3 separate regions of the Homo sapiens genome follow, and all the other regions are linked to region 3. A link is a loop called in an ENCODE intact Hi-C map of the cell type or tissue named here. Cell type or tissue: adrenal gland. All regions are shown on one strand. Links, peaks and the distances in the headings refer to the core of each region. The heading gives the core; the rest is flanking DNA. Region 1 overlaps TNRC18 (trinucleotide repeat containing 18). Region 2 has its middle 44 kb from the start of SLC29A4. Region 3 has its middle 22 kb from the start of LINC02983.

Evidence for each region. Peaks named below come from ENCODE experiments on the same cell type or tissue, not always from the same donor. Only the 100,000 strongest peaks of a DNase experiment are listed, where the experiment ranks them.
Region 1: a loop joins it to region 3, with 2.2 times the contacts of the local background. A loop is called at or near these places in 79 of 110 quality-filtered maps.
Region 2: it touches region 3 in a loop (2.6-fold over the local background); 79 of 110 quality-filtered maps call a loop at or near these places.

Annotation. Positions count from the first base shown.
Region 1 is chr7:5,360,933-5,371,051 of GRCh38, forward strand. It overlaps TNRC18 (trinucleotide repeat containing 18), which reads right to left. Exons shown (of 30, transcript NM_001080495.3): 11 at 9,443-10,119; 12 at 1,718-1,893; 13 at 965-1,101; 14 at 662-790. Among named protein-coding and RNA genes, the nearest start is that of TNRC18-AS1, 53 kb to the right of the region's middle. In adrenal gland, for the core only: a CTCF peak has its summit at 5,279 (motif pointing right); a DNase peak (open chromatin) is centred at 5,195; H3K27ac peaks cover 1,770 bases.
Region 2 is chr7:5,234,202-5,244,320 of GRCh38, forward strand. No RefSeq gene overlaps it. Among named protein-coding and RNA genes, the nearest start is that of SLC29A4, 44 kb to the right of the region's middle. RefSeq lists a silencer at 472-531 and enhancers at 6,017-6,311, 6,785-6,874. In adrenal gland, for the core only: a CTCF peak has its summit at 6,197 (motif pointing right); DNase peaks (open chromatin) are centred at 6,310 and 7,109; H3K4me3 peaks cover 1,050 bases; H3K27ac peaks cover 1,118 bases.
Region 3 is chr7:5,445,527-5,455,645 of GRCh38, forward strand. It overlaps a transcript of FBXL18 not described here. Among named protein-coding and RNA genes, the nearest start is that of LINC02983, 22 kb to the left of the region's middle. RefSeq lists enhancers at 185-1,017, 6,105-6,810. In adrenal gland, for the core only: CTCF peaks have their summits at 5,321 (motif pointing left) and 5,521; DNase peaks (open chromatin) are centred at 5,365 and 7,013.

The DNA.
Region 1 (10,119 bases), core at 3,213-8,212, 84 kb before region 3:
CCCCACCCTCCTGCCCCAGGCTCCCAACACTCCAACCCCTTTCCTTGACGGGCCCCTTTCCGATCGTGCTACAGACACCGAGGGAAGGACGAAGCATCTTTTCTGTGCACGCCTCGCCCTGCGGGAAAAGCTCTCATTCCAGCTGGCGTTCAGAAAGACCCACACAGGTGCCCCACAAGGCTGCGACCGCCGCCCGAGGAGGAGAAGCTTGTCCCCAAGTGCCAGAAGGGGCCAGCCCTGGTCTCGGGGCAAGCCAGCAGGTCCGGCACGGCGGAGACCGAGCGACAGCCGGGTCATAGCCCGTCCCAACAAGCAAGGCTGGCAGCCCAGCGGGTCCTTCCGCAGGGAGGAGGCGCGTGGAAAAGAGGAGGAATTAGGCCCTAGGCGTGAGGAGGCAGGCGTGGCAGGAAGACAGGTGAAGCGCTGGGTTAGGACACGGGAAAAATCTGTCGCAGGAGCCATCCTCCAGGCTCAGCACCGGCCTCGCTCCCTCCTGGCCCGGGCAGCACAGGCCGTGCTCCCCGAGGGCCACTGCTGCGGGTAGGTCAGAGCCCGAGGGACGCGAGGTCCCCCAGCACCCCGAGGCAGGCCCTGCGTGGGGCCCGGGCTCCTCCCCTCAAGCTGTGTGCCAGTCCCCGACCCACCGAGGGGCCAGCCTTACTTTCCGCTACTGTGGCCGCTCTTCCCTCTCTTGCGGGGGGGCGACAGGGCGCTCGGGGCGTGGGTCCGTTTCCGCGGCCTGCCAGGGCCTCTGCGTGCCAAGCTTCTATGGGGTTCCTCGCGCCTGTCCCTTAAAAAGAATCACACGCTTGGCTGTGACGCTGGGGGGCGGGCGGGGCGCGGAGAACGGGCACACGATGCACACACGGCGCCGGGTCCACGCACACCTCGACGGCTGCTGCGCGCCTGGGGGCCTGGTGGGCCGGGGCAGGGGCCCCACGGGGCGGGCGGGGGACACACTCACTCGGAGTCCCGGCGGCGCTGCAGCTTCACCAGCTCACGCTGCTTCTCCTTGTACTGGCGCTGCACCTCGGCCAGCCGCATCCGGAAGTCCAGCTCCAGGGCGTCCATGTCCTCCAGGGAGGACTTCATGGCATACATCTGGGGGAAGAACCGGGAGAGGAGGAGGGGGTGAGGATGCCACTGCCTAACGACGCCCACCGCCCACCCAGGGGTGCCCCTGAGGAAGGGGAGACTGCACTGGGAGCTGGGGCTCGAGTCCCACCGCTGCCACCTCCTGACTGTGGCCATGGCCTCATCGTATGCAAGGGACCCTGTGCTGGCTCTGCGGGGCTGTGGCAGTGCTCAATTAGATGTCATGCCTGAAGCACAGTGCTTGCGTGTGACACCTGCTCCATCAGTGAGGGCCACTGTGTCATTTATAAACGGAAGGCTCAGCAAGGGGATGCTGCAGCCCCAGGCCCCGTGGGCACCTAAGGCCAGAGCTACATGTGACCCTGGGCTACTCTGTTTCCAGTGGATCACACCGCGACCTGTGTGATGAGCCTGACATGCTAGCAGACAGGTAAACTGAGTCCCCGAGAAGGGCAACCACTTGACTGGGACCACACAGCACATCAGCACAAGGAGCTGAACGTAGCTCAGGCCTCTCTGGCGCCAAAGCCAGCCACGCCCCAGGCAGTAGGGCACCTCCACAGAGGGGCCTCCCACCCAGCCTCCCCCGCGGACCCCAGGGAGGAAGCAGCCAGCCGCTCACCCGCTCCTCCTTCTTGCGCATCCAGCTGTACTTCTTGTTGGGCTTCAGCTCCCGCGGGAGCCGCAGGTTCTTGAGTGGGTCCACCACGGGCCCATCCAGCACCTCCCTCAGCATGTGGCTGCCAGCTGCCAGCAGACTCTCCAGGGAGGGCCGCGCCACCAGGGCCCGCTCCGCACCTGTGGACAGGAGGTAGGTAACAGGGCGCTGCTGCCACCCCTTCCCCAACCCCAAACGGGGATGCCGAGGCCCAAAGCAAGCGCAGGCCCCAGGCCACACGTGCCCATCCCCCAAGGTGCTGAGTAGACAGAGGCCTTTGTGACATGCCGGAAGTCCTGAGCATCTCTAAACAAGAACGGGGAGAAGGCCAGGCATGGTGGCTCACGCCTGTAATCCCAGCACTTTGGGTGGCTGAGGCGGGCAGATCACCTTAGGTCGGGAGTTCAAGACCAGCCTAGCCAACATGGTGAAACAGTGAAACCCCACCTCTACTAAAAATAACAAAAACTAGCCGGGTGTAGTGGCACACGCCTGGAATCCCAGCTACTCGGGAGACTAAGGCGGGAGAACCACTTGAACCCGGGAGGCAGAGGTTGCAGTGAGCTGAGTTTGCACCACCGCATGCCAGCCTGAGCAACAGAGCAAGACTCCATCTCAAAAAAAATAAATAAATAGGCCAGGCGTGGTGGCTCACGCCTGTAATCCCAGCACTTTGGGAGGCCGAGGCGGGCAGATCATGAGGTCAGGAGATGGAGACCATCCTGGCTAACACGGTGAAATCCCATCTCTACTAAAAAATACAAAAAAATTAGCCGGGTGTGGTGGCGGGCGCCTGTAGCCCCAGCTACTCGGGAGGCTGAAGCAGGAGAATGGCGAGAACCTGGGAGGCGGAGCTTGCAGTAAGCCGAGATGGCGCCACTGCACTCCAGCCTGGGTGACAGAGGGAGACTCCATCTCAATCAATCAATCAATCAATCGAACAGGAGAGAAGGCAGCACGCCTGGCACAGGGTCCTGTGCTCTATTCACAGAGTACAGGCTAGGCACAGCATAAGCCTCCAGAGGGAGGGCCTCCAAAGACCGAAGGGTTCTTTCCAGCAGTACGGCTCTCCTTCCACTTATTTGTACGTGCATTTTTCCATAGTGAATATGCATAGCTCTTATAATCAGAAAAAAGCCCAGGATGAAAAACACAAACCAAGCAGAAAGGTGTAAAAAAAAAAGACAGCCCGCTTCCTTCCTCCTCCAACACACAGGTCCCTCCCTCGGGAGGCTACTGTGGGTGCAGTTTCCAGTAGACAGTTCCAGAAATGATTATGCATATTCAAATGCACACGACATCCACGGGCATCCTTTAAAATATAAAAATAAGCCGGGTGCAGTGGCTCACGCCTGTAATCCCAACACTTTGGGTTGCCAAGGCAGGTGGATAATTTGAGGTGAGCAGTTTTGAGACCAGTCTGGCCAACATGGTGAAACCCTGTCTCTACTAAAAATTCAAAAATTAGCTGGGCATGGTAACAAGCACCTGTAGTCCCAGCTATTCGGGGGTTGAGGCATAAGAACTGCTTAAACTCAGGAGGCAGAAGTTGCAGTGAGCTGAGATTGAGCCACTCCAACCTGGGCAACACAGCGAGACTCCAGCTCAAAAACAAAATTAAATAAAATATAAATGTAAACTGGGTGCCTGTAGTCCCAGCTACTCGGGAGGCTGAGGCAAGAAGATCACTTGAACCCAGGAAGTTGAGACTGCAGTAAGCCATGATCACACCACTGCACTCCAGCCTGGGCAACAGAGCGAGCCTGTCTCAAAGAAAACACACACACACACACACACACACACACACACACACACACACACACACACACGATCTCAGGCTGGGCACGGTGGCTCATGCCTGTAATCCCAGCACTTTGGGAGGCCGAGGCGGGTGGATGGCTTGAGGCCAGGAGTCTGAAACCAGCCTAGCCAACATGGTAAAACCCCCTCTCTACTAAAAATACAGAAATTAGCTGGGCATGGTGGTGACCACCTGTAATCCCAGCTACTTGGGAGGCTGAGGCACCAGAATCGCTTGAACCCAGGAGGCAGAGGTTGCGGGGAGGCATGATAGCCCCACTGTACCCCAGCCTGGGCAACAGAGGGAGGCTGTCTCAGGAAAAAAAAAAAAAAAAAAAAGATCTCAATCAGTACATACTGTATCACATTTTGCTTTTTTTCTGCTTAATGTCTTTTCTCATATTAGCACAAAGCAAACATCTACCTCCTCATTATGAGCTTGGACCTTATAAAAACTGCCATCTCTAAAGGTCAAAAACACTAGAATGCCAGCAATTTTAAATGGCCAAACGTGCAAAGGAGCCTACGCAGAATCATGTGGGGGGGCGGGGGCGGAAGGGCAGCCTAGAACACTCTTGAATTGATGAGTTTTGATTCATCTAAGTCATCTCCCATTGATGGCATTTAGATTGTTTCCTGTCTTTTCAAGATAGGGTCTCACTCTGTCCCCCACCCTGGCTGGAGTTCACCATCACACGTCACCACAGCCTCAAGCTGCCAGGCTCAAGCAATCACCCTGCCTCAGCCTCCTGAGTAGCTGGGACCACAGGCACATGCCGTCACACCCAGCTAGTTTTTGTATTTTTTTGTAGAGATGGGGTCTTGCTATGTTTCCCAGGCTGGTCTTGAACTCCTGGGCTCAAGTGATCCTCCCGCCTCAGCCTCCCAAAGTGCTGAGATTACAGGCGTGAGCCACCGTGTCCGGCCTCCTATCTTTTTGTAATAGGAGCACATGGGCACATAGCTGGGACACGTGTGACAGGAAGAGCCTCACCAGTGTGATGAATATGACCAGGTGTGTGCAGTTCTCTGATAAATACTCCCCCTACCCTCCAGGAAGGGTGCTCCAACCACAGAGATCTTGCTTTAGTCTCTACCAAATTTAAATGAGTTCTATTATAATTTTTCAATTGACATTTCATTTTTTTAATGCACATGGGGTCTCGCCATGTTGCCCGGGCGGGTCTTAAACTCCTGGGCACAAGCAGTCCTTCTGCCGCAGCCTCCCAAAGTACTGGGATTGCAGACGTGAGCCACCATGCCCGGCTGACATTTTCTTTGTGATCTAAAATACCAATTTTTGGCTGGGTGTGGTGGCTCACGTCTGTAATCCCAGCATTTTGGGAGGCCGAGGCGGGCGGATCACCTGAGGTCAGGAGTTCGAGACCAGCCTGACCAACATGGAGAAACCCTATCTCTACTAAAAATACAAAAAACTAGCCGGGCCTGGTGGCGCATGCCTATAATGCCAGCTACTCAGGAGGCTGAGGCAGGAGAGTCGCTTGAACCTGGGAGGCGGAGACTGCGGTGAGCCGAAAACCATATTCTCTATTGGCAGTGTGCAAAGTTCCAGAGACAGACATGACTAATGATGCTGCTGAGGGGGAGCTTCTCTTCCTTGGCACTATTCACATTTCACTATTCATTCGCATCTCTGCTGGGGGCTTGTCCTCTGCCTTCACTGTAGGGTGTCTTGCTGAGTCCCTGCCTTTACCCACTAGATGGCAGTAGTGCTCCCCCCAAGCTGTGACAACCAAAAATGTGGTTGCCAATGTCCCCTGGGGGGACAAAATCATCCCTAGTTGAGAATGCTTGTTTTGCTCTTCTTATATCTTTTTTTTTTTTTTTTTTTTTTTTTTGTGAGACAGAATCTCACTCTGTCGCCCAGGCTGGAGTGCAGTGACCAATCTTGGCTCATGCAACCTTCGCCTCCTGGATTCAAGCAATTCTGCCTCAGTCCCCTGAGTAGCTGGGACTACAGGTATGTGTCACCACACCCAGCTAATTTTTTTATTTTTAGTAGAGATGGGGTTTCCCCATGTTGGCCAGGCTGGTCTCAAATTCCTGACCTCAAGTGATCCGCCTGCCTTGGCCTCCCAAAGTGCTGGGATTCCAGGCGTGAGCCACCGCGGCTGGCCGCTCTTCTTATATCTTTAGGGAAACTGAGGCCACAAAGCCGCAAACCTGATCAGCTCCCAAAGGTTGATGTTAGATTGAAACCATCTCACCCACCCCATACCCCCGCCTCGAGGTCCTGCGAGACTTAAGAGTCTACAATGTCAGGTAAGGATGGAGGGCTGTTCTGTTCTCCAAGAGGGGACCAAGGTACAACTCTGTCACCTCCTTCACCCTCCCACAAACCTATTATCCCTAAGCTCTTAACTGATCAGGCAAGGGACGCCCAAGTGACCTCTAGGCCAGTGGTGATGGGTTCAGTCGTGTCCCCACTAATTTAATATGCGAGAATCCTAACCCCTAGTAACCTCATTAGGTGACCTCTGTGGGAGACAGGGCGTTTGCAGAGGTGGTCAAGTTCAAGTCATGACAGTGGGCCTTCATTCCGTAAGGCTGGTGTCCTAATAGGGTGGAGAATTCTGGGCTGGGTGCAGTGACTTACACTTGTAATCCCAGCACTTTGGGAGGCTGAGGCGGGCGGATCACTTGAGGCCAGGAGTTCAAGACCAGCATGGCCAACATGGGGAAACCCCGTCTCTACTAAAAATACAAAAATTAGCTGGATGTGGTAGCATGTGCCTGTAATCCCAGCTACTTGGGAAGCTGAGGCAGGAGAATCACCTGAACCCAGGAGGCAGAGCTTGCAGTGAGCGGAGATCACACCACTGCACTCCAGCCTGGGCAACAGAGGGAGATTCTGTCCCAGAAATAATTAAAAACAAAAACAAAACCAGTACCAGGTGGGAAGACCAAGGGAATGTTTTTTGTTTTTTGTTTTTTTTTTGAGATGGAGTTCCACTCTTGTTGCCCAGGCTGGAGGGCAGTGGTACCATCTCGGCTCACTGCAACCTCCGCCTCCCAGGTTCAAGTGATTTTCCTGCCTCAGCCTCCCGAGTAGCTGGGATTACAGGTGCCCGCCACCACGCCCAGCTAATTTTTGTATTTTTAGTAGAGATGGGGTTTCACCATGTTGGCCAGGCTGGTCTCGAACTCCTGACCTCAGATGATCTGCCCGCCTCGGCCTCCCAAAATGCTGGGATTACAGGCGTGTGCCACCGTGCCTGGCCAACCAAGGGAATTTTGATTTTCTTCTACCCAAAAAAAAAAAAAAGTTTCTATTGAACTATTTTCGTGAGAGAAAAGCAGCAATGAACTTTAGGACAAGTGCCTCCCAGTGGGGAGGGGGGCGTTGCTCACACAGGCCAATGGCAGCGTGGCTTCTCCAGGCTTCCTTGAGGGCCATCTGACCATGACAGTCACAAAGCCTTGAAAAATGTGGCCTTGTTTGGACCCAACAGTTCTACCTCTGGGCATACAATCCCAGGCAAATCAGAGATACGGACAAAGTTTTTTTTTCTTCAAGGATAACCATCATGTTATTTGCAACGGAGAAAAAAAAAAAACAACTTTGTTTTAAAGCAGACGAAAATGCCTGACCATCTAAGACTGGGTCATCAAGGGCCAGGGCCACCACCAGGCAGAAAGTTGGGCAGTCCCTAAAACAATGATTTTTTAAAAACCACAGCTTTAAGCCGGGTGCTCACGCTTGTAATCCCAGCAATTTGGGAGTCCAAGGTGGGAAAATCACTTGAGTTCAAGAGTTCGCGACCAGCCTGGCCAACATGGCGAAACCCCATCTCTACTTTTTGTAAAAAAAAAAAAAAAATTAAAAAACCCACAGCTTTGAAAAATGTTTAATAAAGAACATTTTAAGTAAAGTGTCCGGGCGCGGTGGCTCACGCCTGTAATCCCAGCACTTTGGGTGGCCAAGGCGGGTGGATCACTTGAGGTCAGGAGTACGAGACCAGCCTGGCCAACATGGTGAAACCCCATCTCCACTAAAAATACAAAAAGATAGCCAGGCATGGTGGTGCGTGCCTGTAATCCCAGGTACTCAGGAGGCTGAGGCAGGAAAAATCGCTTGAACCTGGGAGGCGGAAGTTGCAGTGAGCCGAGATGGCACCACTGCACTCCAGCCTGGGTGACAGAGTGAGACTCTGTCTCAAAAAAAAAAAAAAAAAAAAAAAATTTAAGTGAAAAGGGCAGGGCAGGTTACAGAACACTATTTACAAAAAGATCTTAATTTGAGAAGTAAATATGTGTATGTGTGTTCTAGAGGAAATATACTAAAACACTGGCAGGGATATCATCTCTTCAACGGGTGTTGCCCCGGCCCTTCCTCCAAACCAGTTCTAGGCCCAGTTTTCCATGCTGAACATCAGTCATTCTGTGTCTGGCCCAGCATTCAGTGCCCTTTCTGCTGAAGGCATCCCATTCTCTTTGAGAACTACCCTCCCCCTTCCCTACACCCCAGAGGCAACACATCCCAGATCAAAGGACAGGTAATGATCAGCGCAGCCCATGTCCCAGAACTCAGTTTGATGCCCGCAAAAAGCATGAACCGAGGCTGGGAGCGGTGGCTCACACCTGTAATCCCAGCACTTTGGGAGGCCAAGGCAGGCGGGTCACTTGAGGTCGGGAGTTCGAGACCAGCCTGGCCAACATGGCAAAACCCCATCTCTACTAAAAATACAACAATTAGCCAGGCATGGTGGCACATGCCTGTAATCCCAGCTACCTGGGAGGCTGAAGTAGGAGAATCACTTGAACCCGGGAGGGCGGAGGCTGCAGTGAGCCGAGATGACACCACTGCACACCAGCCTGGGTGATAGAGGGAGACTATGGCTCAAAAAAAGAAAAACAACAACAACAAAGCATGAACCGCAGTCAGCCCTTGAGAATGAATCTCAGTGTTTTTGCCAAAGCTAGCAAGAAAGAGGTGGCCTCTTTCGGAAGGCTGCTGAGCAGGCCCAGGGACCTGGGAGGAACTGACAGACCACCCCCCACCCCAGTGAGGACAGTAAGTCGGCCTTGAATGAGGCCAACAGAGAGAAAAGTCGAACAGCAAGAGGGAAGGAGGGAAGGAGGGAAGGAGACGGGGACACAGAGAGAGAGAGACTAGGGAAGGGCCTGTGTAGGAAAAGAAAGACTTGGTTTCTTGGCTTGAACACCTAGATCCAGCCATACCTGAAATTACCTAATTACTGCCGGACTTCAGTTCCAAGAGCCAATTAATTCTCTCCTGCCTAAACCAATTTAAATGAGAGTTTCTGTTCCTTGCAACCCAAGAAATCCTGCTAAAACACACCATCAATAGAATGAGAAATTTCACCACCAGGAAACCTACAGACTGGCTGCACAGTGCAAACACACTTAACATGCCACTCACTCAACAGGACGCTTAAAAATGCTCGAGATGGAACATTTTGTTATGTGTATCTTAACCACAATTTTTTAAAAAATTAATATGAATAAACCATATTCCGGGTTTTTCATAATTTAAAAATCTTATAAAAAAATGTTTAAGAGGCCGGGCACAGCGAGCGACTCACACCTATAATCCCAGCACTTTGGGAGGTCAAGGTGGGCAAAATCACTTGAGTCCAGGAGTTTGAGACCAGACTGGGCAACAGAGCAAGACCCCATCTCTAAAAAAAAGAACTTTTTAAAAAGTTAGCTGGGCATGGTGGTGGACGCCTGTAGCCCAAGCTACTGGGGAGGCTGGGGAGGGAAGATCACTTGAGCCCAGGAGTTTGAGGCTGCAGTGAGCTAAGATTGTGCCACTGCACTCCAGCCTGGGCAACACAGCAAGACCCCATCACCACAAAACTAAAACTCACGAATCTGCAGAACTCAGAGGTCGCGCACTCTCACCTCCCATCTCTTGGCTCCTCCTCTCCAGCTCCAGCTCTGCGATCTCACTTAGCAGGGTGATGCCATGCAGGAAGCTCTGCTCCAAGACAAGGCTCTCGGCTGCTTCCAGCTTCTCCAAGGCCTGGGCTCCAGCAGCACCCGGGGAGGGCAGAGGCCTGGCCTGGGGCAGCTCCGCAGCTGCCGCCAGGGCGTTCATGCCAGCCAGTGGGTCCTCCAGACTGGGCAGGAACTGGTCAGAGCTTGCCTCTTCCAGGAAGCAGGTGCTGCCGAGTACAGGCACGGCCTCTTGGGGCTCCAGGCTCGGGCACTGTCCCTCCCCGGCGGGCACGTCACAGTCTGACATTTCTAGGGTGGGCTGGGACTCGCTCGGTGCCACCTGCGCCAGGCCTTCCTCGGGCACTGCCTCCACCACGGGCACCGCCACAGGCACCTCCACCGGCTCCTCCTTGGCCTCCACCAGTGTCTCGGGTGTCAGCTGCACCCCCAGGTCCAGGGCGGCGGTGCAGGGTTCTGTCCGGCCCGGGGAATCCACCCGTGGTTCAGGCCCCTCCACAAAGTCTGGACACTCAGAGGGCTCTGCGCAGCTCTGCCCGGTGGCACTCAGCGCCTGGGCCTCCAACAGGCCACCTCCACAACCCCCTGCAGGGCTGGGGGTAGCCATGGCTTCCGCGGCGGGC
Region 2 (10,119 bases), core at 3,144-8,143, 210 kb before region 3:
AGACTCTGTCTCAAAAAAAAAAAGTGTAATTCACATGGAGGTTACACGTGGGTCTCTTTCATCCCCGCCTTTTCTCAACACCAAGCTTAACGGGCAGGTGGTGCGAGCTGGTCTGGGAGGTGGTGGGCGCCCTGGAACAGCAGGCCCTGCCCCTGTCAGGGGACCCAGGAGCTCCATGGCTGCCGTTCCCTGCCACAGAGAGAACTGGGTGATTCTTCCCACGCACGGTTTCATTTGGAGAGGGGAGAGAGGGAGTCTTCCTACCTCCACAACCAGCAGTGGGCTCCATGTGTAAAAGGCCGGGAGTGCTTTGGCCACAGCTTAGCCAAGGAAACGGGACAAGGGGTGGCAGAAAACATGCTCATCCCTGTTGCTCGTCTGGTTTTTTTGGTTTAGTTTTTTGTTTGGGGGTTTTTGTGGTTTTTTTTTTTTGAGACTGAGTCTCGCTCTGTCGCCCAGGCTGGAGTGCAGTGGCACGATCTCGGCTCACTGCAACGTGCACCTCCTGGGTTCAAGCAATTCTCCCTCAGCCTCCTAAGTAGCTGGGACTATAGGCACGCACCACCACGTCCGGCTAATTTTTGTATTTTTAGTAGAGACCGGGTTTCACCATGTTGGCCAGGCTGGTCTCGAACTCCTGACCTCAAGTGATCCACCCGCCTCGGCCTCCCAAAGTGCTGAGATTATAGCCATGAGCCACCTCGCCCCGCTGCTCGTGGTTTTCATAACCACATTGGCAAAGGGTGGGGATGGGCCAGGCTTGTTGTTTCGTGTGTCCCCTGCCCTACATCTTTGTAGACCAGACCTTTGCATGCAGGGAATGACCGAGTCACTTGTTTGAAATGTACATGAGGTGGCTCATGCCTGTAATCCCAACCCTTTGGGAGGCAGAAGCGGGCGGATCATCTAAGGTCAGGAGTTCGAGGCCAGCCTGGCCAACATGGCAAAACCTGTCTCTACTAAAAATACAAAAAGTAACCAGGCGTGGTGGTGGGTGCCTGTAATCCCAGCTACTCTGGAGGCTGAGGCAGGACAGTTGCTTGAAACCGGGAGGTGGAGGTTGCAGTGAGCTGAGTCATGCCACTGCACTCTCACCTGGGCAACAGAGTGAGACTGTCTCAAAAAAGAAAAAGAAAAAGAAACGGACATGTGACACCATGGCCAGCAAGCAGGAAATCCAAATGCGTTATTTTACAAGCGTACTTAAGAGAGAGGCGGGACCGTTCGGCTTCAGCTCTGTGGTGTTGGAGATGTAAAAAGAACGTGCAGGGAAACCGTGGGACTTCTGTTTGGGTCGCCTCCCTGCTTTACATAGAATTCTCTTTTTTATGACTTATTTCTTACTGAAAATATATCATGATAATCATTGGCCAAGCAGATAGGGTTTTTCTGACGTATCTTTTAGTTCTGACCCAGGTCATAACCCTTCACCTATGTCATACCTTTTCAATCTGTGGGTTTTTCTGAAGCACAAAAACAAAACAAAACCAATCTCAGGGTTTTGAGATGTGACCAGTTCTTACCCTTCCCTAATAACCAGCTAGGAAAGTCTCTAATTTAGAAAAATGAGGCCGGGCGCGGTGGCTCATGCCTATTGTAATCCCAGCACTTTGGGAGGCCAAGGCGGGTGGATCACAAGGTCAGGCGTTTGAGACCAGCTTGACCAACATGGTGAAACCCCGTCTCTACTAAAAATACATGGGCATGGTGGCATGTGCCTGTAATCCCAGCAACTCAGGAGGCTGAGGCAGGAGAATCGCTTGAACCCGGGAGGCAGAGTTTGCAGTGAACAGAGATCATGCCACTGCACTCCAGCCTGGGTGACAGAGCACAGCTCTGTCTCAAAAAAAAAAAAAAGAAAAAAGAAAAATGAAATCTTTCTAAAGTTCAGAATGTGAAGAGACTGTCTTGATTCCTCACCTCTACATCGTTTCTTTCTATAGTTAGTTATAATGTAAATAGATTCCTCTTAACACTTCATTTTAGGTGAAGCTGTTTTTGGTGCTGCCAGTGTGCGTGCATGTGTGTGTGTGTGTGTGTCTGTGAGTGTGTGTGTGTGTGCCTGCCTGAGCTTCAGGTGAACATACTGATTACATTCCCCCACCAAATCTGACTGAAAGCCCATTGCTATCAGCATTTTATAACACGCTAAAGAATTGGACGTGGTGGCTCACACCTATAATCCCAGCTTCTTGGGAGGCCAAGGCAGGAGGATCGCTTGAGACCAGCAATTTGAGGCAAGGCCAGTCTGGACCACATAGCAAGACCCCCTCTCTTAAAATTAAAACCTGTGTTCTATTTTTTTGTTGCCTACTCACAGGCTGAACATCTCATTTGTTTTTGTTTGTTTGGTTTGTTTTTGAGACAGTCTCACTCTGTCACCCAGGCTGGAGTGCAGTGGTGCGATCTCAGCTCACTGCAACCTCTGCCTCCCAAGTTCAAGCGATTCTCCTGCCTCAGCCTCCTGAGTAGCTGGGATTACAGGTGCCCACCACCACGCAAGGCTAATTTTTGTACTTTTAGTAGAGACGGGGTTTCACCACGTTGGTCAGACTGGTCTCGAATTCCTGACTTCGTGATCCACCCACCTCGGCCTCCCGAAGTACTGGGATTACAGGCATGAGCCACCGAGCCCAGCCTTAAACATCTAATTTGTACCAAATTGCCCTATAATTCTACCTAGAATATTATAGCAAAATGCCAGAAGCCTGACTAAAATCTTTTAAAGAAACCCAACTCGGCCAGGCGTGGTGGCTCACACCTGTAATCCCAGCACTTTGGGAGGCCGAGGCGGGTGGATCACGAGGTCAGGAGATCGAGATAGTCCTGGCTAACACGGTGAAACCCCGTCTCTACTAAAAATACAAAAAAGTAGCCGGGCGTGGTTGCAGGCGCCTGTAGTTTCAGCTACTCGGGAGGCTGAGGCAGGAGAATGGCCTGAACCCGGGAGGTGGAGCTTGCAGTAAGCCGAGATCGCCCACTGCACTCCAGCCTGGCGACAGAGTGAGCCTCCGTCTCAAAAAAAAAAAAAAGAAAAAGAAAAAAGAAAACAAAAAGAAACCCAGCTCTCCCAGGGTGGGGGGCATTACACAGGGGAGCCCCTCCGGGTGTCGCCGCAGCTGAATGATTGCGTTGGTGGAACAGCTGGCCCGCTTGTGCGTGGGCCAGGACACGGTGGACCTGTTCCGCCTGCGTTCTTGCCGGTCCATGTTTGGATTAGCATGTGAGTTTAAACATAGTGCTGATGCGGCGATTCTTCTAGAAGCACATCCTTCTCTGAGCTGAATTGCTTCATCACACACTTCCTTCTGGCTTGGGGAGTTCCTTTTCATCAAAGGCCAAGCCTTGTGTGTTTCGGTCCTGCCCATCTCCGTGCGGCCTGCGGGACGTTGGTTGGCGTGGAGTCTTCACAGCCGGCTGTCCAGGCTGGCAGCTCTCCCATCAGGGCTTCTCACAGCCACCGTCTGTCTGAGCAGACGCTGAGCATCGTGTCATCCCTCGGACACACACAAGACTCCACTATTCCCTGTGCTGATTTCTGTTTCTGTTACAGCTTCTGCTTCTGATTTTATTTTTTTTTTCTTTGAGATGGGAGTCTCGCTCTGTAGCCCAGGCTGGAGTGCAATGACATGATCTTGGGTCACTGCAACCTCCACCTCTCAGGTTCAAGCAGTTCTCCTGCCTCAGCCTCTGGAGTAGCTGGGATTACAGGTGCGCACCACCAAGCCTGGATAATTTTGCATGTTTCTGTAGAGACGAGGTTCCACCATGTTTCCAAGGCTGTTCTCAAACTCCTGGCCTCGGCCGGGCGCGGTGGCTCACGCCTGTAATCCCAGCACTTTGGGAGGCTGAAGTGGGCGGATCACCTGAGGTCAGGAGTTCGAGACCAGCCTGGCCAATATGGTGAAACCCCGTCTCTACTAAAAAAGAAAAAAAAATTAGCCTGGCTTGGTGGTGCGCCCCTGTAGTCCCAGCTACTCGGGAGGCTGAGGCAGAAGAATCACTTGAACCTGCGAGACGGAGGTTGCAGTGAGCCAAGATCACGCCACTGCACTCCAGGCTGGGCGACAGAGCAAGACTCTGTCACAAAAAACAAACAAACAAACAAACAAAAAAACCTCCTGACCTCAGGTGATCCACCCGACTCGACCTCCCAAAGTGTTGAGATTACGGGCGTGAGCCACTGCGCCCGGCCCTGTTGCTGCTTTTAGAAGTGGCTTTTTCTTCCTGTGCGACATTACTTTTTAGTGGGTCAGCGCAGAAATGTGCTTGGGCTCCCTGCGACGGCGAAGCACCTTTCCTCAAGGGAATCTGAAGACTTTTCCCTGCCTTTCCTCTCCCTCGGGGAGGTCCCCTCAGCGCCCTCCTCTTGACCTTCCCTGGTGCGTTTAGTGCTGAGCCTGTGCCTGAGCCTGGGGACCTGGGAGAGTTCGGACCGAAGTCCACCGAGGGCCGCAGAACGGCAGGGTTGGGGAACTGGCTCCCTGGCGCGCACAGCTCTGTCTGCAGGGCGCGGATCTGCGCTCGGTGTGAGGAGGCACGGTGCATGTTAAGTCGAGAAACTTCTAAACTCCGCCACCAGCTTTGGAAATAACAGCTGGGATTTTCTGCTTAAACCAGCATCCCAGAGCACACGGGTACTAACTAGCAGAAGCCCTAAGTAAAATGAAACGGGCTCTGAAGGAAGTCCTGGAGCCTCCTGCCCGCCTGCCCTCGCCATTCATTCAGTCCTGCAGTGACTCTGAGGAATGGCGTGGGCGGGAGGACAAGTCACCTTTAAAGCCAAGCACCCGGTGGGCGCAGAGGGTCCCGCCTGGAATCCCAGCACTTCGGGAGGCTGATGCGGGCGGATCACGAGGTCAGGAGTTCGAGACCAGCCTGGCCAAAATGGTGAAACCCCGTCTCTACTAAAAATACAAAAAATTGCCTGAGCGCGGTGGCTCACGCCTGGAATCGCAGCACTTTGGTAGGCCGAGGCAGGCAGATCACAAGGTCAGGAGTTCGAGACCAGCCTGGCCAACGTGGTGAAACCCCATCTCTACTAAAAATATAAAAAAATTGGCTGAGCGTGGTGGCGCGTGCCTGTAATCCCAGCAACTCGGGAGGCCGAGGCAGGAGAATCGCTTGAACCCGGGAGGCGGAGGTTGCAGTGAGCCGAGATGGCGCCACCGCACTCCAGCCTGGACGACAGAGTGAGACTCTGTCTCAAAAATAAATAAATAAATAAATAAATAATGCAGATATCTTTAGAAATATAAAATAGTATCCTAGGGGCCAGGCACAGTGGCTCACACCTGTAATCCCAGCACTTTGAGAGCCCGAGGTGAGAGGATTGCTTGAGGCTGGGAGTTGAAGACCAGCCTGGGCAACAGAGCAAGACCCCCGTCTTTACGAAAAATTAAAAAATTAGCCAGGTGTGGCCGGGCATGGTGGGTCACGCCTGTAATCCCAGCACTTTGGAGGCCGAGGCAGGAGAATCACAAGGTCAGGAGATCAAGACCATCCCAGCTAACACGGTAAAACCCCCTCTCTACTAAAAATACAAAAACTTAGGCGGGCGTGGTGGCGGGCGCCTGTAGTCCCAGCTACTCGGGAGGCTGAGCCAGGAGAATGGCGTGAACCCGGGAGGCGGAGCTTGCAGTGAGCCGAGATCGCGCCACTGCACTCCAGCCTGGGCGACAGAGCGAGACTCCAGCTCAAAAAAAAAAAAAAAAAAAAAAAAAAAAATTAGCCAGGTGGGCTGATATGCCCAGCTACTCAGGAGGCTGAGACAGGAAGATCACTTGAGGCCAGGAGTTCGAGACCAGCCTGGGCAACAGTTTGAGACCCGCCGCAGCCTCTACCAAAAAAAAAAATAATAATATTCTAGTTTACAAGCATGCTACAGTTACAAACTCTTCCTTGGTAAGATTTTCCTCCCCAGAGCGCTGTTGTCAGACTCCTGGAGCTGCTGAGGCCCTGCAAGCTGGGTAGACAAGGGAGGCAGGCCGGGCCAGGTGAGCTCCCCTGCACCCCTCCCCGCCCCCGCCCTGCCTTTCCTGTGTTTCTCTGGACCCTAACGCTGCGAGACACAGACGGATAGACCATCAGGACCTCAGGAGCCGCCTGAGTCTCCTCCCAACCCCGAGCTCTGAGGAGGGTGGATGGTTTTCTTCACGGCCACTAGGTGGTGGAAGTCTCCCAACTGTGCAGACATCTGCGGGGCTGGTGGGTTGGCGAGCTGTGGGGGAGGGTGCCCTGGTCAGACTGTGTCCTTGGGGGCTGGGCGGTCGCACCCGGGAGCTTCGCCAATGTGCTAGTTTGAATGAACTCCCAATGCAAAAATGGCAAACAGAGGCCGTGGAGAAACCTGGCTTCCTCCGACAATGGGAATTTCACTCTGTTCTCGTTACCGCCTGTGGATGAATGTGGGTCTCGGAGGGCGCCTCTCCCTCCGGGGAGAGGGTGACCTTGCCACAGTGGGACTCCATTCCAGCGGCAGCTCCCTCCCCTGTCTGTAGCCCCACGGCCTCCTGGCCGCCTGCCTTCTTATTGGCCACCCCTCCCCTCTCAACGACCTGTTTCCTAATCATGCCATTCCCCCGCGGGAGAGCCGATTCATCACCATTTAAAATGGTGAATCGATAAAGCCGGTCAGGCCGGGCGAGGTGGCTCACGTCTGTAATCCCAGCACTTTGGGAGGCTGAGACAGGCGGATCACCTGAGGTCAGGAGTTTGAGGCCAGCCTGGCCAACATGGTGAAACCCCGTCTCTACTAAAAATACAAAAATTAGCTGGGCATGGTAGCGGGCGCCTGTAATCCCAGCTACTCAGGAGGCCGAGGCAGAACACTAACTTGAACCTGGGAGGCGGACGTTGCAGTGAGCCGAGATCGCGCCACTGCACTCCAGCCTGGGCGACAGAGTGAGAGTGCATGTCAAAAAAAAAAGAAAGAAAGAAAAAGAAAAAGCCAGTCAGATCTAGAGAGGGCGACCGGAGCATCACCCCCAGACGGCTTGACTCTGAGCTCCTGACCTCAGCCTTCAGACAGAGGCTCTCCCAACACACACACACATAGACACGTGCGCACACACACACACACACACACACACACACCCCGCACCAGCAAACGCTGTCTGCTCTGAAGCAGGCACTGTGTAGTCTGATATGTCCCCGGGGAAGGAGGGTGGCCAAGCACAGACAGCTCCCGAGAGAGCCTGAGGAGAGAGCTGCCCAGCACCTCAGGATGGAGAAAGTGCTAGAGAGGCCCTTGGCTTCCCTGCATCCCACGGAGATAACAGCAGGTACAGGGAGTGAGGTTCGAGAGCAGTGAGTGTAAACCATAAGGCTCTGCCTGGGCAATACATGGTCCTTTCTCTCTTTTTTTTCCCTCCCTTCCTTCCTTCCCTCCCTCCCTCCTTCCTTCCTTTTTTTTTTTTTTTTTTGAGATGGAGTTTCACTCTGTCACCCATGCTGGAGTGCAGTGGTACAATCTCAGCTCACCGCAACCTCCGCCTCCCAGGTTCAAGCGATTCTCCTGCCTCAGCCTCCCGAGTATCTGGGATTACAGGCACGTGCCACCACGCCTGGGTAATTTTTGTACTTTTAGTAGAGATGAGGTTTCGCCATGTTGGCCAGGCTGGTCTCGAACTCCTGACCTTAGGTGATCCGCCTGCCTCGGCCTCCCAAAGTGCTGGGATTACAGGCATGAGCCGCTGCACCCAGCCTCATTCTTTCTTTTTTCTTTTAGAGTTCGGGTCTCACTCTGTCACCCAGGCTGGAGTGCAGTGGTGGGATCACAGCTCACTGCAGCCTCAACCTCCTGGGCTCAAGTGATCCTCCCACCTCAGTCTCCCAAGTAGCTGGGACTCCTGGTGCCCACTACTATGCCTTTTTGTAGAGGCAGGTTCTCGGTACATTGCCCAGGCTGGTCTTAAACTCCTGGGCTCAAGCAGTCCTCCTACCTCAGTTTCCCAAAGTGCTGGGAATACAGTCATGAGGCACCACACGCAGCCACCTACTCATTCTAAGACCATTCCTTCCCTGTGGTGGTGTTTATGAAATTGGAGTGTTAGGGGCGGGGCACGGTGGCTCACGCCTGTAATCCCAGCACTTTGGAAGGCCAAGGCAGGTGGATCATTCGAGGCCAGGAGTTCGAGGCCAGCCTGGCCAACATGGCAAAGCCCCGTCTCCTTTAAAAAATACAAAAATTAACCAGGCTTGGTGGTGCGTGCCTGTACTCCCAGCTACTCAGGAGGCTGAGGCACGAGAATCGCTTCAACCCAGGAAGCGGAGATTGCAGCGAGTTAAGATCGCACCCCTACACTCCAGCCTGGGTAACAGAGTGAGACTCTGTCAGAAAGAAAGAAAGAAAGAGAGAGAGAGGGAGGGAGGGAGGGAGGGAAAGAAAGAGAGAGAGAGAAAGATAGAAAGAAAGGAAGGAAGGAAAAGAAAGAGAGAGAGAAAGAAAGAAAGAATGAAAGAAAGGAAGGAAGGAAAGAAGGAAGGAAGGGAAAGAAAGAGAGAAAGAAAGGAAGGAAGGAAGGAAGGAAGGAAAAGAAAGAGAGAGAAAGAAAGGAAGGAAGGGAAAGAAAGAGAGAGAGAAAGAAAGAAAGGAAGGAAGGGAAAGAGAGAGAAAGAAAGAAAGGAAGGAAGGAAGGGAAAGAAAGAGAGAAAGCAAGCAAGCAAGCAAGCAAGCAAGAAAGAAAGAAAGAAAGAAAGAAAGAAAGAAAGAAAGAAAGAAAGAAAGAAAATTGGAGTGTTTCACAGCCCAGGGTCATTAATTTGGCCACCTGTCCCCTGGAAATCCGTAACTAAGTGACACCTTAGAATGAAAGAAACGCCTCATGGTGTGCACAGTGACCCATTGGCTTCAGGGCACTTTGCTCACAAAACACCCCTCCCCAAATAGAAGACTCTCCTGGGCAAGGTAACTCATCCCAGCTGGTGGCACAGGGCAGGACAGGGTTCAGTTGCTCCTGGCAGAGGCTGAGGGAACAGGGCCGGGGGAGGCCCCTGCTGTCCTTGTCTGAAGAGCCAGGATCTGCATAGCTCCCCACCCTCAGCCACCCCACCCTGGCTTCCCTGGGCCCCTTCTGAGATGCAGAGATGCGTTCTGGGATTGGCCACCATCCACCCCCAAGCCCAGACCATGGCACCATGCCCCAGGCTGCCTGCGGCCCTCTTCTTGACAGACTCGCAGTCAGGTCCCTGCAGCCTCCTTGGTGCTGACAAATGGCCCCCAGGAGGGTCCCTGGCCACTGCCCCAGAACCCACCATGGGCCCCGCGTCCTGGCCGCTGGCCAGCTCTGTCATTTATGTCCTTCTTGACCTTCGTGGGAGCGCCCAGGCTGCTCCATTCTGTCCTGAAACCTACACCAATGCAGAACGTCACTGTGGTTGGCAAAGTCACTCTGTTTGCTTCAGGTGGGCACCGCAGGCAGGGCTGAGGGCTGTGGCTGCCGTGTTGCCGGCAAAGGAGAAAAACCCGCAATTTGTTCAGACGAGCTCCTTTGCTTAAGGCTCTGGGGAGCATCTTTTCTGGTTATTTTCAGCTTTCTGCTCCTTTTGAGGAAGTTCAAGGGATCAGCTCCTGTCCCCACCCCCTGACTCCAGGGGTCAGACTGTGTCAGTGTTCTGGGGGTCCCTCTTAAGGAGGCACCCCAAATCTGGAAGAACCTCTGGGCTCCTAGAAAGATGAAGACACGTAGAGCTGTGCCCATCACTGGGCAGTTTCCATCAGAGAGGGCTTTGGGGCTTCGGAGCACGGGTCCCTCCCCAGGCCCTGTCCTCCAGAAGGATTTGGATGGGGTCATCGGAGAGAGAGAGCTCGTCCTACATGGCAGCAAGTGGCTCTTTTCACAAACTGTCCCTGCCCCTAGCTGGGCATAGTGGCACGCACCTGTAGTCCCAGCTACTGGGGAGGCTGAGATGGGAGGATCACTTGAGCCCAGGGTCTCGATCAAGGCTGCAGTGAGCTATGATCGCACCACCACATTCCAACCTGGGGGATAGAGTGAGACCCTGTCTCAAAAACAACAACAACAACAAAACAACAAAAACCAGTCTCTAGCCAGGCACAGGGGCTTACACCTGTGTAATCCCAGCACTTTGGGAGGCCAAGGTGGGTGGATCATCTGA
Region 3 (10,119 bases), core at 3,053-8,052:
CCTCAGAATGTGACCTTATTTGGAAACAGGATCTTTGCAGGTGTCATTGGTTAAGTATCTCAAGAGGAGATCATCCTGGGCTTAGGATGGGCCCTAAATCCAGTGACCGGTGTCCTTCCAAGAAAAGGAGGGGCGCCGGGCGGGCTGGTTCACACCTGTAATCCCACCGCTTTGGGAGGCCAAGGCGGGCGGATCATGAGGTCAGGAGATCGAGACCATCCTGGCTAACATGGTGAAACCCCGTCTCTACTAAAAACACAAAAAATTAGCCAGGCGTGGTGGCGGGTGCCTGTAGTCCCAGCTACTCGGGAGGCTGAGGCAGGAGAATCACTTGAACCTGGGAGGTGGAGGTTGCAGTGAGCTGAGATCATTCCATTGCACTCCAGCCTAGGTGACAGAGAGAAACTCCATCTCAAAAAAAAAACAAAGAAAAAAGAAAAGAAAAGGAGGGGACACAGGCACAGAGAAGGCCATGTGACGACGGAGACAGATGGGAGCGATGCAGCTACAGGCCTGGGAACACCGAGGATTTCTGGAGCCTCGGGAAGCTGCAGGGAGGGCTGGAACGGAGCCTCCCCGACGGCCTCCAGAAGCAGCCAGCCCTGCCCACACCTTGAGTTCGGACTGCTGGCCTCCAGCACTGTGCAAGAGCAAACTCCTGTCATTAGAAGCAACCTAGGCTGTGGCCACCCGCCCATCTCCCTAGGAGGTCTGGCTGCTCTTGGATACCCGGAGCCTCCTACCTCAGCTTGCTGGGCACTGACCTTGAGCGTTGCTCCCTCGACCTGCAGTGCTCCCTGCAGCGCCCCACCCCATGGGGGACACAGGAGGGGACTCTCAGAGCCGTCCCCCCGACAGGCCGAGGCTCCTCCCAGGAGAGGACCCCACTGCCCCGCCAGCACTGGACACTGGACACTGTTTTCCATAAACATTTCTTTGAACTGAATTTCATTCTTCTCACCCAAGAAATCTCTGGAAAACAATGCTGAGGCCAGGGTGGAGTGCCGGGGAGAGGGGATGTTTTAATGGTTTGTGGAGGGTTTTCTGTTTTGTTTTGTTTGTTTTTTTCTGGCATTGTCTCTCTCTTCTGATTTCCCTGTAACTGACAGGGAGGAAATGGATTCTGAAAATGGGTTCCTTCCCACCCCTGGGGGCTCTGAGATCAAAGTGTGGTGGGGCCGGGTGGACAGGACTTGGTGCTCCGAGGTGGGGTCCTTCCTGATTCCCTCCCACCTTCTCCACCATGCCCCCCTTTACCCAACGGGGCCTGGCCAGGAAGGGGCATACCAGGGGGCTATTCTGGGGGACAGGTCTCCAGGGCACCTGCCCTGCGTGCCCACCCAGTGAGGGGTTCCTGGCCCAGAGTTGCCCCCTCAGCATATCCCAGGGGGCTGGTGACCCTGTAGGCCCCTCCACTTTGCTAAAGAGGATACAGGGAGGGTTGGTGGCCCAGAACTCACGAACCACTGCTGACCAGGAATGGCCAAGGGAGGCCCACACAGAACACCCAATCCCACAGCCACCTGCTCTAGTACCACTTGGGGCCTCTCCAGCCACTGGCCTGGCTGCATTTGCTCTCCAAAACTGCCACTTTCTTTTAGTTTTTAAGGGACAGGCTCTTGCTCTGTCACTGAGGCTGGAGTCCAGTGGCACAATCATAGCTCACTGCAGCCTCAAACTCCCGGGCTCAAGCGATTCTCCCACCTCAGCCTCCTGAGTAGCTGGGACCACAGGCACACGCTACCACATTGGGTGTTTGGATGGATGAGTAGATGGGTGGATGGGTGGGTGGGTGGGTAGGTGGATCGGTGGGTGAATGAGTAGATGGGTGAGTGGATGGATGGATGGATGGATGAGTGTGTGGATGGATGGATGGATGGATGGATGGAGAAGTGGATAGATGAGTGAATGGATAGGTGGATGGGTGGGTAGATGGATGGACAGGTGGGTGGGTGGGTGGGTAGGTGAACGGAAGAGTGGGTGGATGGGTGAATGGATGGATGGATAGATAGATAGATAGATAGATAGATAGATAAACAGACAGACAGATAGGCTAATGGATGGATGAATTCGTGCTTTCTGTCCCTTGACCTGGTCTACAAGCCACTTCCCCAGCTAGACAAAGAGAGCTTAGAACCCCATCCCTGCCAGGAAACAGACAAAAGCTGTCGGGGTCTTTTTTCTCTCTCTCAGCCTTACCTGGGACACACAGAGCTTTACGGTGGGGCCTTGTTCCAGTTGCTGCAGGCTGCCATTCCTGAAGGTCGGGGGACAAGCTGCCTCTTCAACCCCAGCTCTGCTGGGGGCTCCTCAGCGGCTGGGGGAGTTGTGGGTGGGGCAGGAGACCTGGCGAGAAGCTCACGGGTACCCTCACCCACCTCATCCCGCCCTGTGCCCAGCCCTGACCCCAGCCCTCCCTCTTTGTACCTCACCCCGTGGAAGGAAACACACTGAAGGTGGGGAGGGGTGGGCCAGAGCCTCAGACTCCTAAGACAAAGGGAGAAAAATGGACCGAAGAGAGGCAGGGGGTAGACGCAGGCACTGCCTTTTTTCTTTTGTAGACAGGGTCTCACTCTTGTTCAGGCTGGAGTGCAGGGCGCCATCATAGCTCACCACAGCCTCCAACTACTGGGCTCAAGTGATCCTGCCTCAGCCTCCAAAGTAGCTGGGACGACAGGCATGCATCACCATGCTTGGCCAATTTTTGTATTTTTTGTACAGATGGGGTCTCACTCTGTTGCCCAGGCTGATCTTGAACTCCTGGCCTCCAGTGATCCTCCTCAGCCTCCCAAATCTTGGGGATTACAGGCATGAGCCACCACCCCCAGCCTTATTTCCTGACATTTCTATGGTAAAATTGATTGCTTTTATAATCAGAAAAAATATACAGTGAGACTTAAAGACACGGTCTGTAACCTTGAGAGGCCAAAACAGCCCGCAGAGGGACAGGCGACTGGCCATTTTGATGCTAGGGCCCCAGGCACGAAGCAGGCAAGTCCCCCCTCCCCACTTTGGCCGGCGAGACTTTGAAAAGAAAGCTGGACGTGCAGGAGCAGGGGTTGGGAAGGGGAATTCCAGGAAGGGGCCTGGGACTGGGGCCCTGGAACCATGGTGGCCCCCCAGGCCAGATCCACCCCTGGACAGGTGCAAGGACTCTGGGAGCGGCCCCAAGGATCCAAATACCTTCCTCAGCAGCCCCTTTAATTTGCTTTCTGCAGAAAGTAAGCTAATGCCGGCAGCGGAGACTTCATTTAGGAGAAGAGCAGGCCTCGGCATATCCCTAGCATTGGCAGCATTCCTGGGAGGAGAGGAGGGGAAGGCTGGGGAGGGGAGGGAGACTGGGCTAGAGGGAGCCCGCAGATTCACCTAATTCCAGGGTGGAATTGCTCGCCAGCCACCGTGCCCTCCATCATTCTCCAGAGGCCCCACCTAGTTTCCTCATTCATCAGTCACCAGGCCTTGTCCTATGGCCCAGCCGGGGGGAGATGTCAAGGCCAGGGACCCCTCTGAGGCTCAGAGAGGGGTGCGTAGCAGGAGCAGTAAAGCCAGGACTGGGCACGGTGGCTCACACCTGTGATCCCAGCACTTAGAGAGACAGAGGCAGGAGGATCGCTTGAAGCCAGGAGTTCAAGACCAACATGGTGAGACCTCTGTCTCTGCCAAAAAAAAAAAAAAAGTACATATATATACACACGTATATATATATACGTGTGTATATATATACGTGTATATATATACGTGTGTATATATATACGTGTATATATATACGTGTGTATATATATACGTGTATATATATACGTGTGTATATATATACGTGTATATATATACGTGTGTATATATATACGTGTATATATATACGTGTGTATATATATACGTGTATATATATACGTGTGTATATATATACGTGTATATATATACGTGTATATATATACGTGTGTATATATGTATATATATACAAATTTTTTAAAAGCCAGGACCTGCCTGGCCCAAGCTTCCTCCCTGGGGCCTCAGTAGATGGTTCTAGACAGTGGAATTCGTGTTCTAGGCCTGGGGCTCTGACCTCAGAGGCCCTGTCAGGAGATTCAAACCAAGAAGTGAAATGCAGTGAAATTCAGACTTGTGCCTCTGTATACGCCGCGGACACGTGTGTGCAAAGGCGTGTGCATGTGCGTGTGCCTTGCTTCCTGGGTCAAAGTGGCTTCTGATCCAGAGATACTTTGAAGTTCCTTTTTTTTTTTTTTTTTTTTTTAGAGAGAGGGTCTTGCTCTGTCACCCAGGCTGGAGTGCAGTGGCGCGATCACAGCTCACTGCAGCCTCAAACTCCTAGATTCAGGCAATCCTCCTGCCTCAGCCTCGCAAGTAGCTGGGATCGAAAGCGTGCGTCACCACACCTGGCTAATTTTTAAATTTTTTCTAGAGACAGAGTCTGGCTATGTTGCCCAGGCTGGTCTTGAACTCCTGGCCTGAAGCAACCTTCTGCCTCAGCCTCCCAGGTATCTGGGACTGCAGATGTGCACCACCATCCCCAGCTAATTTTTAAATTTTTTCTAGAGATAGAGTCTGGCTATGTTGCACAGGCTAGTCCTGAACTCCTGGCCTCAAGCAGTCTTCCCACCTTGGCCTCCCAAAAAGCTGGGTTTAGGCGAGGCACGGTGGCTCACGCCTGTAATCCCAGCACTTTGGGAGGCCAAGGCAGGCAGATCACTTGAGGTCAGGAGTTTGGGGCCAGCCTGGCCAACATGGTGAAACCCTGTCTCTACTAAAAATACAAAAAATAGCCAGGCATGGTGGTGTGCGCCTGTAATCCCAGCTACTCGGGAGGCTGAGGTAGGAGAATTGCTTGAACCTGGGAGGCGGAGGTTGCAGTGAGCCAAGATCGTGCCACTGTACTCTAGCCTGGGCGACAGAGCGAGCCTCCGTCTCAAAAAAATAAAACAAAATAAAAGGTTGGGTTTATAGGCATGAGCCACTGCACCTGGCCACTTCTAAGTCTTACTGGTTCCCTGCTCTGGGCAAGGCCTGGGCACAATTTTACAGACGGGGAAAATGAGGCCCAGGATCCCACGGTGGTAGAACCGGCTTCTCACAGGCCTGCCGACTGGAAACTCCTCACAGGGTTCCCCCTGAGCCAACATCCCCCTCCCGTGATCCCAACCAGAGCTCCTTGCTGTCCTGGGCTGTGTCCCCAATGGCGGGGCTGTGTCTCCGGCTCCTGGCCTAGGTGGCTCTGAGGGCACCTCTCTGGGCCTGGTCTGGCTGGAGGGGGCCCCAGGAGAGGGTCCCACAGGCGCCCCCCACCAGTCCGCGCCTGCTCCTTCCAGATTCTGCAGGCTCTGGTGACACCTGCTGGCCACGCATCCCATCACCATAGCAACCCAGGCTGGGCCTCTCAGCCCCCAGCAAGGCTGGGATGGGTGGGTTCACCCAGGCTGGAGGGTGGGGGGTGTGGAGGCACTGGGGGCGGAGCACACCCGCCTGACCCACCATCTTCTTTCCTCATGGGAAACTCTCAGCCCCAGGAAACTCCTGTGCCCGGCTTAGGTCCCCTCCTACTCTCTCCCCTTCTCCTGTCCAACGGCTCCGAGAGCTTGGAGTTCTCACCCAGCCCCCAGTCAGTGACTCCAGCTGAGACATCACCTCCCCGCAGGCCTTCAAGGTTCCCATCTCAGACACAACGACTCCACCCCCACTGTGTGGGGCCCCAGGCCTCAGCTCAGAGGGGCCCCACCTCCCGCCACCCCCCTCCAGCTCCTCTGGGTCCCTCTGCTCAGTCCCCCTGGCCTGTGTCCACTTCACCCCAAGTCCTTCACCATGCCCTGAACGGAGCCTATCTCCCGTCACCCGGACAGTCACCTGTCACCTTGGCGCTGTCACAGCTCAGCCCCATCCCCAGCTTCTCTGTGGCCCCCACAGACTCAGCAGGCTTTCGCAGACACACAGACACCTGTCCTGCCCGCGCTGTGCCTCAGGGAGAGGCGCAGGTCCCACCAAGCTGCACTGCCAGCCCCATAAACGGCCCTGCGGTTCCCACCCGGGGGCTCTGCACCTGCGGCTCCCTCCCCAGAATGCTTTTTCCAGCTTCCTCAGTCTTGCTAACAGTGATTCAGCCAAGCCTTCCAGAACATTCCGCCGGCTGTGACCTCCCCAAACCCTGCTCTGTGTTCCTCACACTGTCATGGCCTGGGGACTGTCCCATCCCAGCCAGGCCTCCTCCGTGGTGCTGCCATGATTTCAGGATCCCCACGTGTCCAGGGCTGAGCCCAGGGCCGACCTAGGAGGTGTCTGCTGCCCTGATCCTCTTGACCCTCCCACTCCAGGCCCCAGTCCCACCCCAGGAGGGTCCTCCCCATCCCCACTCTCCCCTCCTCCCAGGGTCTGCAGGGAGCAGCTGGGCCACCACTTTGCCCAGAGGCAGTCCTGGGGCACAACCTGAGCCCACGTACCCAGCGTGGCACAGCCAGGGACGCAGTGCACAGGAGAGGGCTTAAGGGACCTCCCTGGAGACCCCCAAGTGGCTCCTCGAGTGACGGGGGCTGGTCATGGACGTTGAACCACCTGGAGGGAGGCTGTGTGGAGAGGCCGAGCTCAAGAGACAGAGCCTTGGTCCTCCTGCCTGCCCCAGGGTGGCCTGTGGTCCTGGGCTGGCCACCACCTCTCGGGGCCTCAGTCTCCCCATCTGCACTGGAGCGGGTGGGCACACTTGACCCCATGGCTTGGCAATGCCTGGCCACACTGCAGGGGCCGAGGGGGTGGCCAGCCCTGCCCCTGATGCCCACCACACCCTAGGGACGGCTCAGAGCCCAGCCGCTCCTGGGGGCCTGGTCTATGCCTGTCCCTGGCCCCACACCCCGCAGTCTGGTGGCAGCTGCTGCACCCGCACCTGGAATGTCCCTGAAATCCCCAAACCTCAGCTGACCCCATGGGGGAAAGAGGGCTGGAACCTGCCCCCCTCTCCTCCCCTCCAAGGTGCAGACCCACCCTGTCCCCACACAGAGGGCACACTGAGTGCCCTGCCCCGCCCCGCTCTGCCCAGAGAGGCCGGAACATCAGGGGAGCTTGGGCCAGTCTGGCCACGCCTTGGAAATAGTGGCCACGCATCAGCCCGGGGAGGCCCCAGGCCTGGTCAGCCTCCAGGTCCTGCCCGCCAGGCTCAGCTTCCCGGCCCTCCCGCCTCCTCTCCCCGCTCCGGTTAATCTGTCAGTTCCATCTGTCTCTGTCTTGTTTGTCTCTCTATCTCTGTCTCAGTCTGTCTCGATCTCTGTCTCTGCCTTGCTATCTCTGTCTCCATCTGCCTCTCTCTCTGTCTCTGCCTATTTGTCTGTCTCTGTCTCTCCATCTCTCTCTCTCTTTATTTTTAAAATTTTCTTTTATATAGAGACAGAGTCTTGCTGTGTTGCCCAGGCTGGTCTTCAACTCCTGGGCTCCAGTGATCCTCCAGCCTTGGGCTCCCTAAGTGCTGGGATTACAGGTGTGAACCACCGTGCCCAGCCAAGAAACATCTCTAAACCCCTCTCTTCCTCCCAGCAGTGACTGTGAAGGGCACTGGGGACAAATCCCTTTTTGAAAGGATCTTCTGGATGATGTCATGGATTTGGGCCTCTTCCTGCTGGGGGTCACTGGGTGGTACTTCTTGGCCATCCAGCCAATAGCAACAGGCCAGCATGTGATGACGTCACTGTCACCCCCACTGTCTCCTCGGGTTCCAAGGAGCAAGAGGCTTGCACCATTCCTCTCTAATCTGAGATGGATTTTGTGGGTTTGCGTGGGGGGAAGGTTTTGTTTTTTTTTTTTTTAGCAAGAATCTTCTTAAGCCATACACCCATCTCATTAGGATTAGTTTTGTTAATCTATAGATCCACTTATTCGGCCGCACGCCAGCCTCCGAGTGTCCCAAACACGAAGTCAAAGGGTGAGCAGAGCACCTCGGGCCGGCCCTCCTCCCCTGGGAGGATCCACCTCTCCCATGGGACAGGGACAGCTACGACTTTCGGCGGCTCCCTTCTAGGCACTGTTCCAAGCATCTCATGGACTGTTCTGTGTCTCCTCCCAAAGGAGGAGGGGGAAACTGAGGCCTCAGGAAAGGGGCAGCTTGCACAGAGCCATACAGCCGGGGCCTCAGATAAATGTGATTGCTCCAGATCCCTACCAGCACAAGTCAGGCAAATCTGTACATTCAATGTTAGCAAAGTTTGGTTGGTTGGTTGGTTGTTTTTTAGAGAGAGGGTCTCACTGTGTTGCCCAGGCTAGTCTTGAACTCGAGCTCAAGTGATCCTCCTGCCTCAGCCTCCAAAGTGCTGGGATTACAGGCATGAGCCACTGCTACTGGCCTGCAAAGTTTTTGTTTGTTTGGTTTGAGAGTCTTGCTTTGTCACCCAGGCTGGAGAACAGTGGCACAATCATGATTCACTGCAGCCTCCACTTCCTGGGCTCAAGCGATCCTTCTGCCTCAGCCTCCCAAGTAGCTGGGACTGCAGGCATGCACCACTACACCCGGCTAATTTATTTATTTATTTATTTTTTTTGAGACGGAGTTTTGCTCTTTTGCCCAGGCTGGAGTGCAGTGGCACAATCTCAGCTCACTGCAACCTCTGCCTTCCAGGTTCAAGCGATTCTCCTGCCTCAGCCTCCTGAGTAGCTGGGATTACAGGTGCCTGCCACCAAACCTGGCTAATTTTTGTATTACTATTAAAGATGGGGTTTCACCGTGTTGGCCAGGCTGGTCTCGAACTCCTGACCTCATGATCCACCTGCCTCCGCCTCCCAAAGTGCTGGGATTACTGGTGTGAGCCACGGTGCCGAGCCACATCCGGCTAATTTTTTAAGATTTCTGATTATTGTAGAGATGGGGTCTCACTATGTTGCCCTGGCTGGTCTTGAACTCTTCCTGGCCACAAGTGATCCTCCTGCCTCGGCTGTTTTATTCTTATTTTATAGAAAAGAATAACTTAAAAAGAAAGTGTTATTTTTTTTTTCTCACGTGAGTAAATGATCTTGTGCATCCACTCCAGAGGCCACTGGATTAGTATCAGTTTGATGTCTTGTTACCCATCCAGACTGATTTCTGAGAAGCAGGAGGAAAGAAATGAGTTCCTCAATGAGTGAAAAGAAAGAACCTCATTTTACAGATGGGGCCCTGAGTGAGGCTCAGAGAGGTTCAGGAAGCTGCCCCAGGGCACACAGCGAGGGAGCAACAGAGCCTGGGAGCCGAGGACAGGGACACCCTCCAGCCTGCAGGGCCCCATCAGCACCCAGGTTGCAGAGTGGGGACTCACGGAGGAGAAGGCGTCCCCAGGGCATAAGACGCCTCCCCCACTGCCCATCAGCGCAGATGGCCACCCGAGCTGCCAGTGAGAGAGGACGCGCTGCTTGGCTAAGCCGCTGTTGTTTGGGATTTTCTATCTCTCGAATCCTAAAGGGTAGAGTTTGCTTACCAATGCCGCCCTCACCCCTACAGTTGGGGAAACCAGAGCCTGGAGGGTGGTGCTCTAAGAGTGATCCCAGTCACACTGGCACTCCGAGTGCCACCTTCCACGCCGTCACTTTAGGAGTTTGCTGTGAGGTTAGCCTCATCAGCAAACTCGAGGCTGGCTTCCTATCCTCTTGCTCAGGGAGCAACCCTGGCACTACTGGGGAGGACTCTTGGGGATTATCTTGAGAGCACTCTCAGAGGAGCACTCCAAGGAGTACTCTTTGGGAGCATATCTGGGGAGCACTCTTGGGGGGGAACATATCTGGGGAGCAGTATCGGGAGCACCTGCAGGGAGTATTCTCGGGCATATGCTTGGGTAGCACTCTCAAGGAGCACTCAGGGCACATACTTGAACATTCTCAGGCCACATACTTGGGGAGCACCCTCAGGGAAGTACTCTAGGGAGTACTCTTGGGGAGCCTATCTGGGGAGTAGCATCAAGGAGCACTCTCGTGGGAGCACTACCTTAGTCTCCTTGCTCGCCACTGGCTTCACTGGCGTCAGAAGCAATTCCACAAGCCCAGCCCCTCCTGTCCTCCCTGATTCCCCACAGGACAGTGCCATCCCCTCGGTGGGAATGGGCTCCTATTATGGGTTTGCATTCCCATGGCGCCAAGTCGGTCCTGAGAAGATCCTCCGGGATTGCTGAC